2 separate regions of the Homo sapiens genome follow, and region 1 is linked to region 2. A link is a contact called in ENCODE Hi-C data. All regions are on one chromosome and are shown on one strand. Each heading gives the region's core, a stretch centred on a gene start or an enhancer-like site at or near the end of the contact. The rest is flanking DNA. Distances are from core to core; before and after follow the strand shown. Region 1 holds the start of PRKD1 (protein kinase D1). Region 2 holds the start of G2E3 (G2/M-phase specific E3 ubiquitin protein ligase).

Evidence for each region. Hi-C counts contacts between places; a loop is a spot of excess contacts on that map. Pooled maps may share reads with other maps.
Region 1: a map of endothelial cell of umbilical vein shows a loop between it and region 2 (8-fold over the local background). The contact joins the promoter of PRKD1 here to the promoter of G2E3 in region 2. A Hi-C loop is called at or near these places in 1 of 168 maps with a recorded cell type or tissue (endothelial cell of umbilical vein) and 9 of 50 pooled maps.

Annotation. Positions count from the first base shown.
Region 1 is chr14:29,923,353-29,929,749 of GRCh38, forward strand. PRKD1 (protein kinase D1) reads right to left here and starts at 4,495. Exons shown (of 18, transcript NM_002742.3): 1 at 3,897-4,495. The coding sequence starts at 4,160. It overlaps LOC105370429 (a long non-coding RNA gene), which reads left to right and starts at 4,775. Exons shown (of 3, transcript XR_943703.2): 1 at 4,775-5,759.
Region 2 is chr14:30,556,995-30,562,915 of GRCh38, forward strand. It overlaps G2E3 (G2/M-phase specific E3 ubiquitin protein ligase), which reads left to right and starts at 2,164. Exons shown (of 15, transcript NM_017769.5): 1 at 2,164-2,278. G2E3-AS1 (G2E3 antisense RNA 1) reads right to left here. Exons shown (of 4, transcript NR_151720.1): 3 at 3,743-3,841. RefSeq lists an enhancer at 1,830-2,019.

The DNA.
Region 1 (6,397 bases), core at 3,245-5,744, 630 kb before region 2:
CCAAAGACCATCATTAGTTTAAAAGGAGTTTGTTGGTCCAGGTGAGTTGGATTGATCAAGCACCTAATTACTTTCGGCTTTCTCAATCTATGTGGAATGTGTGGAGTATCTAAAATTAGTAATAAAGAGAAAAATGACATCACAACTATTAAGAAAACAATGTATAATACAATTAAAGTGAAACAATTACAAGCAAAGTAATGCTACTTTCAAACCAAGGCACTAACCTTACTTCTTTAGTGAGCTATCTACTTAAAATCTCACTGTTAAATTTCTTTAGCCAAAAGATGATTCTGAAAAGTGAAACTATATGCCAGGAGTCTTATAAATGCTATTACTCCATTTAAGTACATTTAAGAGTAAAATATCAGTTGCCTTTCTAATAAGGTAATAACCAAAATGAACAATCATATTAATGGCATCAAGCATCCCTAAAGAGTAACACAGCTCATTTGAGGAAAAAAAAAAAAAAAAAAAAAGTATGTGTGTGTGTTTGTGTGTGTGGTAGATAAGTAGATGATGTACTATGAAACCAAACTAGCTCTTCCTCTGGAATTTTTTTCCTTGCTTTAAAACAATTCCTCCTCAGTCTACATATTCAAGGTTTCTTTGACAGTAGAAAGTAACAGTGTTTCAAAGTGAAGTCAATGATTGTTATTATTTTTTACCCTCCTGAAAACAATAACCATGTACACTAACAGAATACATATCTTTATATACAACCAGGCTTCAACGTCACACACTTGCAAACTAAATAAACAAACATAATGTAAATAAAACCCTGGATCAATACTTTCTAAAAAGAAAGAATAACATATTATATAGCCATACATTGTTACATACAAAAAAGCAAGACTAGATTTTTCACCTAAACTAGAAGATGAAAGAAATAATTCTTTACTTATATAAGTCAGTATATACTTAGGGTACGTTATCTTAAAATAAGTATTTTTTGTTGAATTACCATCACAATGTTTCAAGTACAATCGTGTCTGCTACATAATTAGAGAACAACTATACTCTAAATTCTAAATAATAACAATAATAATTTACAGGTGAGTTTCTCAGGGAAACTTATGCAGCCTTGTACACCTCAGTTGCTCATCCCAAAGGAAATGTCCTGTGATGTTACTGAAACTGTCAGCTAATATTTCCAATGCTCGTATGATCTATGTTAGTACTTAGGGAGCTCCTGAACAAAGTGAATGAAAAACTTCTTAACACATTTAAAACAACAGATGTGGAAGACTCAGAAAGATCAGGAGAACCTTCTGCTGTAAGTTCCACACGACTTCAGCCCACATAGTAAATTGTAAATGATTTCAAACCCTCTGCTCTCTCCTGAAACATCCAATCCCCAAACTCCTGTCATCCTTCCTCATAGCTGACGTCCTCATAAGGTACTTCCAAAAAAAAACTGAAATAAAAGACAAAAGAACTCCCTCCCACTTCCTTAACTCCACACTGACACTCTGCCATTCCTACTGTCACAACACACAGAGATCCTGTATCCTGTGATGGACCTTCAGCTCTCTTAATTTTGTTTCTGCTGGGATAATAATATATTCTGAAAGAGATGACAAATGACAGAGAAATTGAAAAAGTCCTCTGTCCAGAAACACTATCCAGTATATATTTATTTACAGTATTCTGTATATAAATAACCCTCAAGTTCACATCTATAAATCTAACCCCAACTTTTTTATAACCTAAAAAAAAAGTGAGATCTTTACCTTAACTATTCCAAACAGTCAAACTTTTCAAACTTCTTTGAGAGAGAGAAGAAACTACTAGAATAAATACAAAAGGAAAGGATTCCCCTTATAAATCAGTCACCAATCAGGGCTGATGATTTTCCCTTTCCAGTATTTCTCCCAGTCTCTCCCCCAAGTCTTGACTCATGTTCCAACTAGCTCATGACTGAACTTCGGTGCTCTTTCTGCCATAACATTTTTGGCATTCTAAAACCTCCATACAGCAAATCCATCTTTCAGATGTCCTTGGTATGATGTCGCTATGAAAAGATTACTGAGGCTTCTAGCAATTTGAGTTTAATTCAAGGCCTTTTCATAACTGTACTTCCCTTAAATACCCAGGCCACCACCTGCAGGCCTGCTGCATTCCATAGGTGCTTGCTGTCCCTCTCCCTCTGCTCTCGTCTCACTCTCTCCATGTAACACGCCCCTTGGTAGCTTCTGAGACACCTGGAATTCACCCTCCATTTAAAATCCCACTACCAAACCTCTTGAACTAGGCATCAGTCTCCCCATTCTGAACTCCAGGAGGAAGTGGGGGGCGGGGTGGAGGGAGAATTCAAGCTGGTCAAAACAAAGTCTATCAATATTACTTTGACCCAATTTGAATATTCTCTGACACTACTTCACTTGCTTTAGAATTTAGAAAAGTTAAAATTGTACAGAATTACCTTTGCTTTTTGAGAAATTTTGTTTTACATTGTATACGTGCTTATGAAGCATTGCTGTTTCATTAACTGGTCTGCATCCAAATGGAGAGGATTGTATACAAGGCTTTCACAGTGCCTAGGAGTGCTCCTGCTGACCCACAATAGACATTCCACAATACTGATGTGGAAAAGGAGCATGATATGACTTACATCAGCATTAGACAAAACGTGTCATTTTCTTGGAAGTTGCAAACAGTTGACATTACCCGTAATATAAAAGTAAATTTCCATAAATAAATTCCTGGCACTCATTGTTACCTTAGTCTAGAACTTTCACAACTTTCTAGATCAGTGATTTTTTTCCACCTGGAGCTTTTAACATTCCTGTGCTCAGTGCTGCAATTCACAACCCTTAAGATTTAGCAAACTCTGTTACAAATAATTTAAAGAAAGCAATTCATGATTATTCAAGTGATAATTAGAAAGCAAAAGGAGTGCTAGCCAGTCCTCCAGGGCTGAAAAATTCAGCACCTTTAGAGACCTCTGTCTCCACTCCTGAAACGCTGGCTGTTTACACTAAGAAGACTGGCGCCATGGCCCCCTCTGCCTCACGTCTGTATCACCCCCTTCCATGCAACATCCATCTGGATGGCTCCAGAGGCAACCTGAAAATCCAAATTGCTACTGTAAACAGTGGTGGGTGGGCTGAGTCTCCTCTGGGGGTGGCCTGGCCCCGGATAATGACCCTTCTAACCTGCCTTCAGTGGCCGCTGTCCAGAGCCCCACAGCCTCAAACTTAAGGACACAGCCAGCCTCGGGGTGTTCCTGGACATCACCCCCACCACTTCAACGTCCTACTATCAGCATCCCGGGAATGAAAAATAGGAAGGTCGCAACTTTCAGGTTTTGTCGTTGGAAAATGTGTTTCCATGCTCATACAGAAGTGGAACTAAAAGATGACAAGGCCTTGGGTACCTGCACTCCTGGTCAGTTGTTTTGACAACTGGCCGAGTCAATCACACTCTCTTAAAAGCTTATCTGACAGGTGAGAAATTCCTTGTCTCCAGGTCATTCCGGGGGCACTCTGGTGCAGGAAGGAGGATTCCTGCACCAGGAATGCGCTGGTCCAGGGTCCGTAGGGGAGAGAGGGGAAGAAAACTGGGAAGTCTCAAGGACAAGGAGGGGCGCGGCGAGGAAAGGGCAAGATACCTGGAAATGTCATGAGAAGGATGGAAATGGGTGAGGAGGCGGCGGACTGGAGAGAAATCGGTGAATAGAGGAAGATGGGGCGAGAGGAGGATGAGCAACAGCGAGCGCAGCGCCTCGGGTTGCAGGCGTCCAGCCGCGGCGGGGCCAGCCGCTTCCAGAGCGCCGGCGAGGCTGGCGGCCAGCCGAGCCCCGGGAGCCGGAAAGTTGGCGCGGAGAGGGCCAGCCGGGCAGCGCCCCCTGCGCCGCGGGGAGGCGCCGGGCTGGCAGCGGTGCGGCGACTTACCTTCTGGTCGACAATGGAGCAAGCCATCTCGCGGACGTGCGCCAGGCTGTAGTCCCCGGACGAGTCCTGCAGCAGCAGCACCGGCTCACGGCTCAGGCCGATCTGCAGATGGAACGAGATGCCCCCGACCGGGGCCGCGACAGGAGCCAAGAACGGCGCGGGCCCGGGCCCGGACCCTGGGACCAGTGCGGCGGCCGCTGCGGCAGCTGCCGCCGCCACGGGCAGCAGCGGACTGGGCGGCCGCAGGACCGGAGGGGCGCTCATCGCTCGGCGGGGCGCAGGGCCGGGCAGCGGAGGGCGGGGGCTGGCGGCGCGGCAGCAGGAAAGTTTTGCAGCCGCTGAGCCAGGAGCTTCTTTCTCCGAGAGCCCAGACGGAAAATAAAAACTTTCCGGAAAAGTCCCTGGGCTGGGGGAGGGCAAGGGGATGAGGATCGGGAGGGGAGGGGACTAAGGGGAGGAGATGGGGAGGAGGGAAAATGGCCGAGGCGGGAGGACTCTGAGGCCCGGAACGCGGCAGCCGGCTCGGGGCCGCCGGCACTGGGGAGGCGCCGCCGCCGCCAAGAATCTGCCGCCTGGCGCGCTCGGAAGGACGGGGCGACGGGTCGGCGCGGCCCGAGCGCCGGGCGGGGGCCGGGGCGGGAAGGGGGCGTGAGGGGCGGGGAAGGGGAGCTGGGGGCGGGCACTGGGGAGCCACCACCCGGCGGGCGCGGGAGTCGCAGGAGCAGCGGCCGCAGTGGCCGCAGGGTGCCCGGTCGCCGCCCCCTCCGCCCGCAGTTCCCGGGGCCTGAGCCTCCGCGAGCCGGGATAGGACCGAGTGGCGGGGCTCGGAGCCGCCTCGGCAGGCGCGGCCCTTCCCTCCCTGCAGGGATTCCCGTCCTCTCGGGTCCCGCTGCCCCGCCCCGACTGCGGACGGAGTGGATGGGGTGCACCGCCTCAGACCCGCTTCCTGGGGTCGCGAACTTCCCGGGCCCCAAGGTCCCTGCCACCTCTTCCAAATGCTGGAGGACTACGCACTTCTACAAGTGAGGTGACTTTTGAGGAATTCAAGAATGCTGATCACAGCGGTTCCCCTTGGGTCTTACCTTCGGAGGGTCAAGGGAGGATGGGTCATCTGGAACCCACTTACATCCAGGCCCCTCTGGGAGCCCTGGGGTTTGTGGCCAAAGAGGGTAGGAAGCCACTCCACAGAAAGGGGTTTAAACTTGTCTCTACCCTTTTTGTCGCTCTGACGCGCCCTTACAGCCAAACCTACGTACTCCACCCCAGCTCCTAAGGCACCGGATATACACAGTGATCTAAGGAGAGGGTCGCTTTGGAAAGAAAAGGCATTGACTGCCCAAGGGCAGGAGGGAGGTCTGATGCGGTCTCCTTTCCTTTACCTTATTCTTTGCGCCTGAAGTTTCTACTTTGGAGCTTCAGAAACTATTTTCCTTCTCCTCTATCAATCTAAAGTCTGTTATATAGGAGCAGTGCCCCCAAGTCCACCTCAGCACCGCCACCGTCATCACAAGCACAGCCATCAGGATTGGGCACAACCTGCCCTAATTTGGATCGCCGTTTATTTTTACTGTTGTTTTGGCAGGGTGGGGATTGCTTTACATTCGCTGGAGATGAATTATAATTCTCCCCTCCAACCAGGGTGGGCTTCATGGGTGTGCGACTATGCAGTTGTATAGGCCACAGCTCATAAGACCCGTGTTTGGTTTAATATTCTGGGACAATAGTCTACTGTCGCTGTTTTGTTCTTCTTCATAATTTTTAATCAAGGAGTCTCACATTTGTATTTTGCAATGGGCCACGCAGATAATGTAGTCAGCTTTGCCTCTCTCTTCGCCACTTCCCTAGACTTTCCCCTTCCTCTGCGTAAGTACACACAAACATACCTAAACAAACATTTTGTATTTTGTATAGCTTATTTTGTTCTGTTTTATTTATTTATTTATTTATTTATTTATTTATTTATTTATTGTCTTAACTTCTGGTTGTGGCCCAAGATATTGCAAGGTAGCTTCCTTTAGAACCGTGTTCCCAGGGTCAGTAATGGAGCCCCAAACACTGCAAGGCTGCACAACTGCATTGAAGAGACTTGAATTTATTCTCTGAATGTGATGGTTTGATAAGGTCTACCTGTGTTTACATTTTCCCTGCATAGTTACTTATGAGGTGGTCCTCTTCATCCCTGATACAGGTAGGTAATTTTCCTAATGTTCTAGACTCAGCTAATCTAGGAAAATGGTGGAATTTTTCTTGATGAAATGCCTTTCTGAATTCTGAAGGAGGTTTTTTTCTTTTAAATGTCCGAAACTATACTTCATTTTCTTTGAAATCAGAATAAAGTTAATATTCCACAGTTTTCTATTATCAAAAAAAAGCTTGCTGGTCAGTTTACAAGAGACTTACAAAAAGCTAGTTTCACTTGAGATTCAAGAGCGCTGAAGACATTCATGTTTTATAGATATCACAACTGCATGTTGAGGACTTCTCTGTTCCAGGCACTGTAC
Region 2 (5,921 bases), core at 914-3,413:
AAACTGAAAAAAAAAAAAAAAAACACAAAACCTTGCTCATAGAGTTGTATAAAGAAAATCATATATATATATATAATCTTTTGGGTGGCTTTTCCAGGGCATTTTTAACTTTTGTATACAGGTCAACTTGAGAATTTAATTCCTGTGAAGGATAAGAATGGTGGGAAGGTGCCAAGAATTATGAAAGACATAGGAAAATATATAACATAGTTTCTGCCTTCAAGAAACTTCAAGGAGCAATATATTTAACGGGGTCATATTAGATATGTAAACATAAAATAATACACTATATCATGAATGACAAAATGTGTGGTCAAATCATTATATGTAATTGTAGAAAGAACTGTTGAATGAATGAATGGACATAGACTATCCAAACATTAGAAATTTATACGCTCATTAAACCTGATTTTGTATCTAGAATGTATTCAATTTCTAGCAATCTTCCTTAAAGAACAAAATTGCAAAATTAAAAAAAAAGTTTATTATCTTAAAAATTCAACTGGTGATAAAGTGAAAGGTAAAAGTTCTCCATCTCTTCCTACTCTTATTTACCAGCCCGCTCCCAGAGATGTTTACAGCTTAGGTATCCATCCCAAAACTTTGTATACCATATACACACACATACTTTCAAACAAGGATACTACAGTCCTTCTTAAACTTTTTCAGTATTTCATTTCAGTACCCGCTGATCTACTTCATTACTTTTAGTGCCCGCAGCGTCAGTATATCAGATGCTAAAGTATCATAACTTACATGTATTTAACCCCTTCCTTATTTGTAGACACAGATTATTTTCTATCTTCCACTGTTAAAAACAGTACATCAGTTAATAGCTTTACACACCCCCTGTGTCAGATTACCTGTAGCATAGGTTCTCAGAAATCTAGTAAACCTTTCAAACTGTATTTTTTTTTTTTTTTTTTTTTTTTTTTTGAGACAGAGCCTCGCTCTGTCGCCCAGGCTGGAGTGCAGTGGCGCAATTTCTGCTCACTGCAAGCTCCGTCTCCCGGGTTCACACCATTCTCCTGCCTCAGCCTCCCGAGTAGCTGGGACTACAGGCGCCTGCCATCACGCCCAGCTAATTTTTTGTACATTTAGTAGAGACGGGGTTTCACCATGTTAGCCAGGATGGTCTCGATCTCCTGACCTCGTGATCCACCCGCCTCGGCCTACCAAAGTGCTGGGATTACAGGCGTGAGCCACCGCGCCCGGCCCTCAAACTGTATTTTTGACAAAGGCTAAAGGTATGCTGTCATGGTTTGGTTTGTACTGATCCGTTTAGGTAATTCAATGTTATTAGATGTGAGGATGATCTGGTGGCAACATCAATCACAGCCATAAAGGTCAGAGTTATTTAGCGCCCCTCACCCCCTAGCATTTCCAGTCCTTCCTTTAGTTTCTGGAAGCTCCCAGATGTCTCTTCAGAAGCTTAAGACGTTTTGGATCAAAGACATACTGTGGTCCTCGATAAAGGAAAAGATACTGTTGTTTCAATAATCTCACGGGACAATACTTAATAATCTCGTAAAGTGAGCCCTTATCTGAGGGGGGAAATAAAATTTATTGCCTTCTAACACCATCAAATAGTTTATTTGAGACCAGGAATTGGTCCGACCACTTATTTTCAACTTTTGGCTGAATACGGGTGAACTTGGCTTTTTGTTTTCCCTAAACCCAGGACAGAAATAAATTAAAAGCCCTGACTGTGCCGGGATAGGACTGAGAGGCCCAGGAAAGGCTGCACTAAGTACTTGGAGGGTTTGTTTTTTTCCTTCTTGCTGCTGCTGCTGTTTCCTCGAGGATGAAGGGAAAGATAAAACCCTCCTGCCTCCGTTCGTGCTTTCATTCGCCCCATTCCTCGAAGGTGACGAAACTTCAGCACATCTCTGTCCATTTTGGAAAAAAGAGGATCCCCTCAAGAGCAAATAGGCGGAAACAATGACCCCGCGCCCGGAGTTTTTCTGAGCTCCTAAATAGGGAGAGAGACCCGACAAAACAAACAAGCGAAGGCGACACAGCCAGGTTAGCACCGAGCAGCAGCGCAGGAGCGCCAGAAGGGCGGGAGCACACGGGCCCTTCCCCACAGCCAGCGCCTCCGCGGGTCCCACCCCTCGAGGGCGGGGCCGACCGCTCTTTCCGGGTTTGCGAGCGGAAGTGGACGAATTTGAATCCTGTGGGCCGTTGAATGTGGCTGCTCGCGGTCGGCGTGCCCCGACGTACAGCGGGCCGGGAAAAGTGGCACTGAGGCTCTGGAACTTCTGCCCAGCTCTCCTTGGTGAGTAAATGGGGAACGGGAAGACGCAGAACGTTCCAGAGAGAGAAGCAGGACCGTGGGGTGGGAGAGGGTGTCAGGAGGCCGGACGTCGCAGCCGGGGCCTCGCAGTGCTTTTGGGGACGTCTGGTGCTGGGGCCCGGCCTGGAGACTAAGGGAATTCGGGGCACTGGGGGCGTTTGCTGGACCAGCGCTCTCGACGGTTGCGCACGCCAGCCAGCTCTCAGTGTTGAGGATTCGGAGGCCCTGCCGGTCCCCCGCGAGTAAACCTTGTTTATACGCATCCTCCGTGGCTTTTTTTAAACCCGTAGTTTATTATTTCCACCAATTCGGCTCGAATGCTGAAATTTTAACAGTAGTTAAATCTCACTGTGAAGGCGTTGCCACGTTTAAACAAATCTCTTTTAATGAAAGATGGAAGGTTGGGGCGGGTTTAGAATGAAAAGATGCTCTACGTGGCTCCGCGTTCCTCCTGAGAGAGATACCCGGGCAACCTTGATTAACTCTGGACTGCAGGGAAGTGACAGTCTTTGAAATGCCTGAGTGGGATTTAAACTGAAATTCGAGTGTCCTTTGTATTTAAAACCCGGATATTTTTCTTTCACGGTTGACATTTTTCATGTACCGCAAAAATCCGAGACTCCTATTTAAACCGGCTGTGGTAACAGCGGTGGTGATTAACTAGGGTCTTAGTTTGCAAACAATAGGGATAAGGTTTAGTTCCACCGCCCTGCCTTTTCGCCTCCCTCATTCATTGGCCAACTGGGTTATTATGGAGTCTTTTTGGAAGTAATCCACTAATGCTTTGAGCATCTGTTTCTTTGGGTTTTATTGTTTTGGGCTTTTTTTTTTTTAATTTTTAATGATGAACTATCTGAAATATGGAACTCTGTCTAACCCAGTAGTAAAGTCATGCCTTCTGGAATGGTTTAAAAGTGTGCCATAAATGTAAACTATAAATGGGAACTTTAAATGTGTACAAGTTTTACATCTTTATTAAAAATCGTCAGTTTTGTGTAGCTTAATACGAAAAGATATTTTAAGTTCCTTTTAAGGTTTTAACACCAGGATATTGTACCATTTAAATGTATAAATATATTTTTAAAAGTAGGACTTCATAATAATCAGAATAAAAACATTCCTTCATCCAGTGCTGGCTATTCCAGCACCCCCATTCTTCCTGCTATTGAACTTTTAAGTGTTAGCCAGGAAGAATAGACTTAAATACTCGGTGTTTAGGATAGTTAAAATATGAGCATTTTTCATATAGTGTCTTTGTAACAGAGACATTGGCTATACTTCTCTAAGCCTTTCTGCTCATTTCATATGTGCTGTCAACAAATGGTAATTTTTAAAAATTGATCGCTATATCCTAATCTCTTTATTTTTTTCTACCTGAATTATTTTCATTGGATTTTTGCTCTTTCTTAAATCAGTGAGTTTCAGAATTTATTGTGTATACACTACCTTGAAGGATTTGTTCAACAATGCTGATTCCTGCACTTCAGATCTCAGATTCTGAATCAGTAGGTCTGGAGGATGGCATTGAACAGTCTGCATATTTAACTGAAAGGTTAGAAAATACTGTGAGTTTTCAAAACACTGATTTGATCTTTCCTAGAAAGGCATTATAATGTGTTGATTAAAGACATGGAACTGGGGCCAGATTGCCTTGGTTTGAAGCCCATCTCCACCACTTGATAGCTAGGTGACCCTGGGCAAGCTGTTTAACCTCTCTGCTTCATTTCCCTCTACCGTATGATGAGGTTACCTACTTTGTAGGATTATTGTGAGGATTGAATGAGTTAATATATACAAAGACCTTAAAATAGTGTGTGCCACATAGCAAATGATACATAAGTCTCCAATTACATTGAGTTACTAAACTGTAAAAACCGCATCACATACATTCTCTCATTAATCTTTACAATATCGCTGAGGTAGTTACTATCTTCAAATAAGAAAACAGGCTAAGAGGGGCTCGGTAATTTGTTCTCACACAACTAGTAACACGTTGGAACTGAAGTCGGAAATTAGATTTAACTCAAAAGTTTATGCTTTTTTAAAAAAGTAATATTTCTTGCCTCTCTTCAGTCTCCCTCCAGATGTTGCTCCATAAGTATCTCTGATGGCTTCTCATTGTCTACCATATATAATTCAAATTTCTTAGCTTTGCTTTTTATTTACAGAGCCCTTCAGAGTCTGGTACCAACTTCTCTTCCCAAGGACCATCTTCATAATATTACACCAGTCTCTTCCAACCTGCTGATGTTCTATCAATACTACTAGAATTCTCCAAATCTATCTCTTATTACATTTTATGCATATTTAGCCATTGGCCTTTTTATTTCCCCTTAAGATTTTACTCAAATGGGTTTAAAGACTTCTCCAGGCTGTGCTTTTTGCTTATAAATATATAGTGCGAGACTGCCCTTGTCCTTTTAATTTTTATGTCTGCAGTGCACAGTGCAGAACAGTGAGTGTCATGATACTCTGAAACTGTGTATGTTCAGTGAGTACTTATTATTTTAACAATTTAACACATTTTGTCTTGGGTTAATGACTCAAAAAGTTGTTGCTTTTTTTTTTTTAAGGCTTGGCTTTTTTCTGAGATGATAGCATATAATTCTGTGTAGTTTAGTAGAGATTTTAGTGATAGCATATGGTTTATAAACTATGGAAAAATAAGTATTGAAATTATAGGCTCAGAGGACATTTCAAGTGGCAAAAAATCAGGAGCAATGTTTGTTAATATTCATGAATTTAAAATGCTTTATACATATTTTCTCACTTAATCCTCACAACCATTTTATTATCTCTATATTAAGATGAAGAAACTGAGGCACCAAAAGATTTAGTAGCTTTTAAAATGTATTTTTAAAATATTTAATTTCCTCTTGTGTGGGCGGCAAGCCACCCAGGTGCCGAGGCAAGAGACTGGGGGCACGAGCTGTTCCAGTATAATAAAATAATAAAATAAGAATAGTTATACTAGATATAGATCTTAGATATGATTATATATGAATATCATTAATCATTAGTTTGTAGCAATTACTCTTTATTCCAATATTATAATAATCCTCGCTCTACAATCATAACCTAGGAAAAACCAGGCCATACAGAGATAGGAGCTGAGGGGACATAGTGAGAAGTGACCAGAAGACAAGTGTGAGCCTTCTGTTATGCCCGGACAGGGCCACCAGAGGGCTCCTTGTTCTAGCGGTAACACCAGCGTCTGGGAAGACGCCCGTTGCCAAGAGGACCATGGTCTAGCGATAGCGTCAGTGTCAAGGAAAAACACCCGCTACTTAGCAGACCGGGAAAGGGAGTCTCCCTTTCCCCGGGGGAGTTTAGAGAAGACTCTACTCCTCCACCTCTTGTGGAGGGCCTGACACCAGTCAGGCCCACCCGCAGTTACCTGGAGGCCTAACCGTCTCCCTGTGGTGCTGTGCTTCAATGGTCACACTCCTCGTCTGCCTTCATGTTCCATCCTGTACACCTGGCTCTGCCTTTTAGATAGCGGTAGCAAATTAGGGAAAGTACTAAAAGTCTTTGATATGCAGAAATAATGGTGTAAGCTGTCTCTCTCTCTGCCTCGGCTGCCAGGCAGGGAAGGGCCCCCTGTCCAGTGGACACGTGACCCACG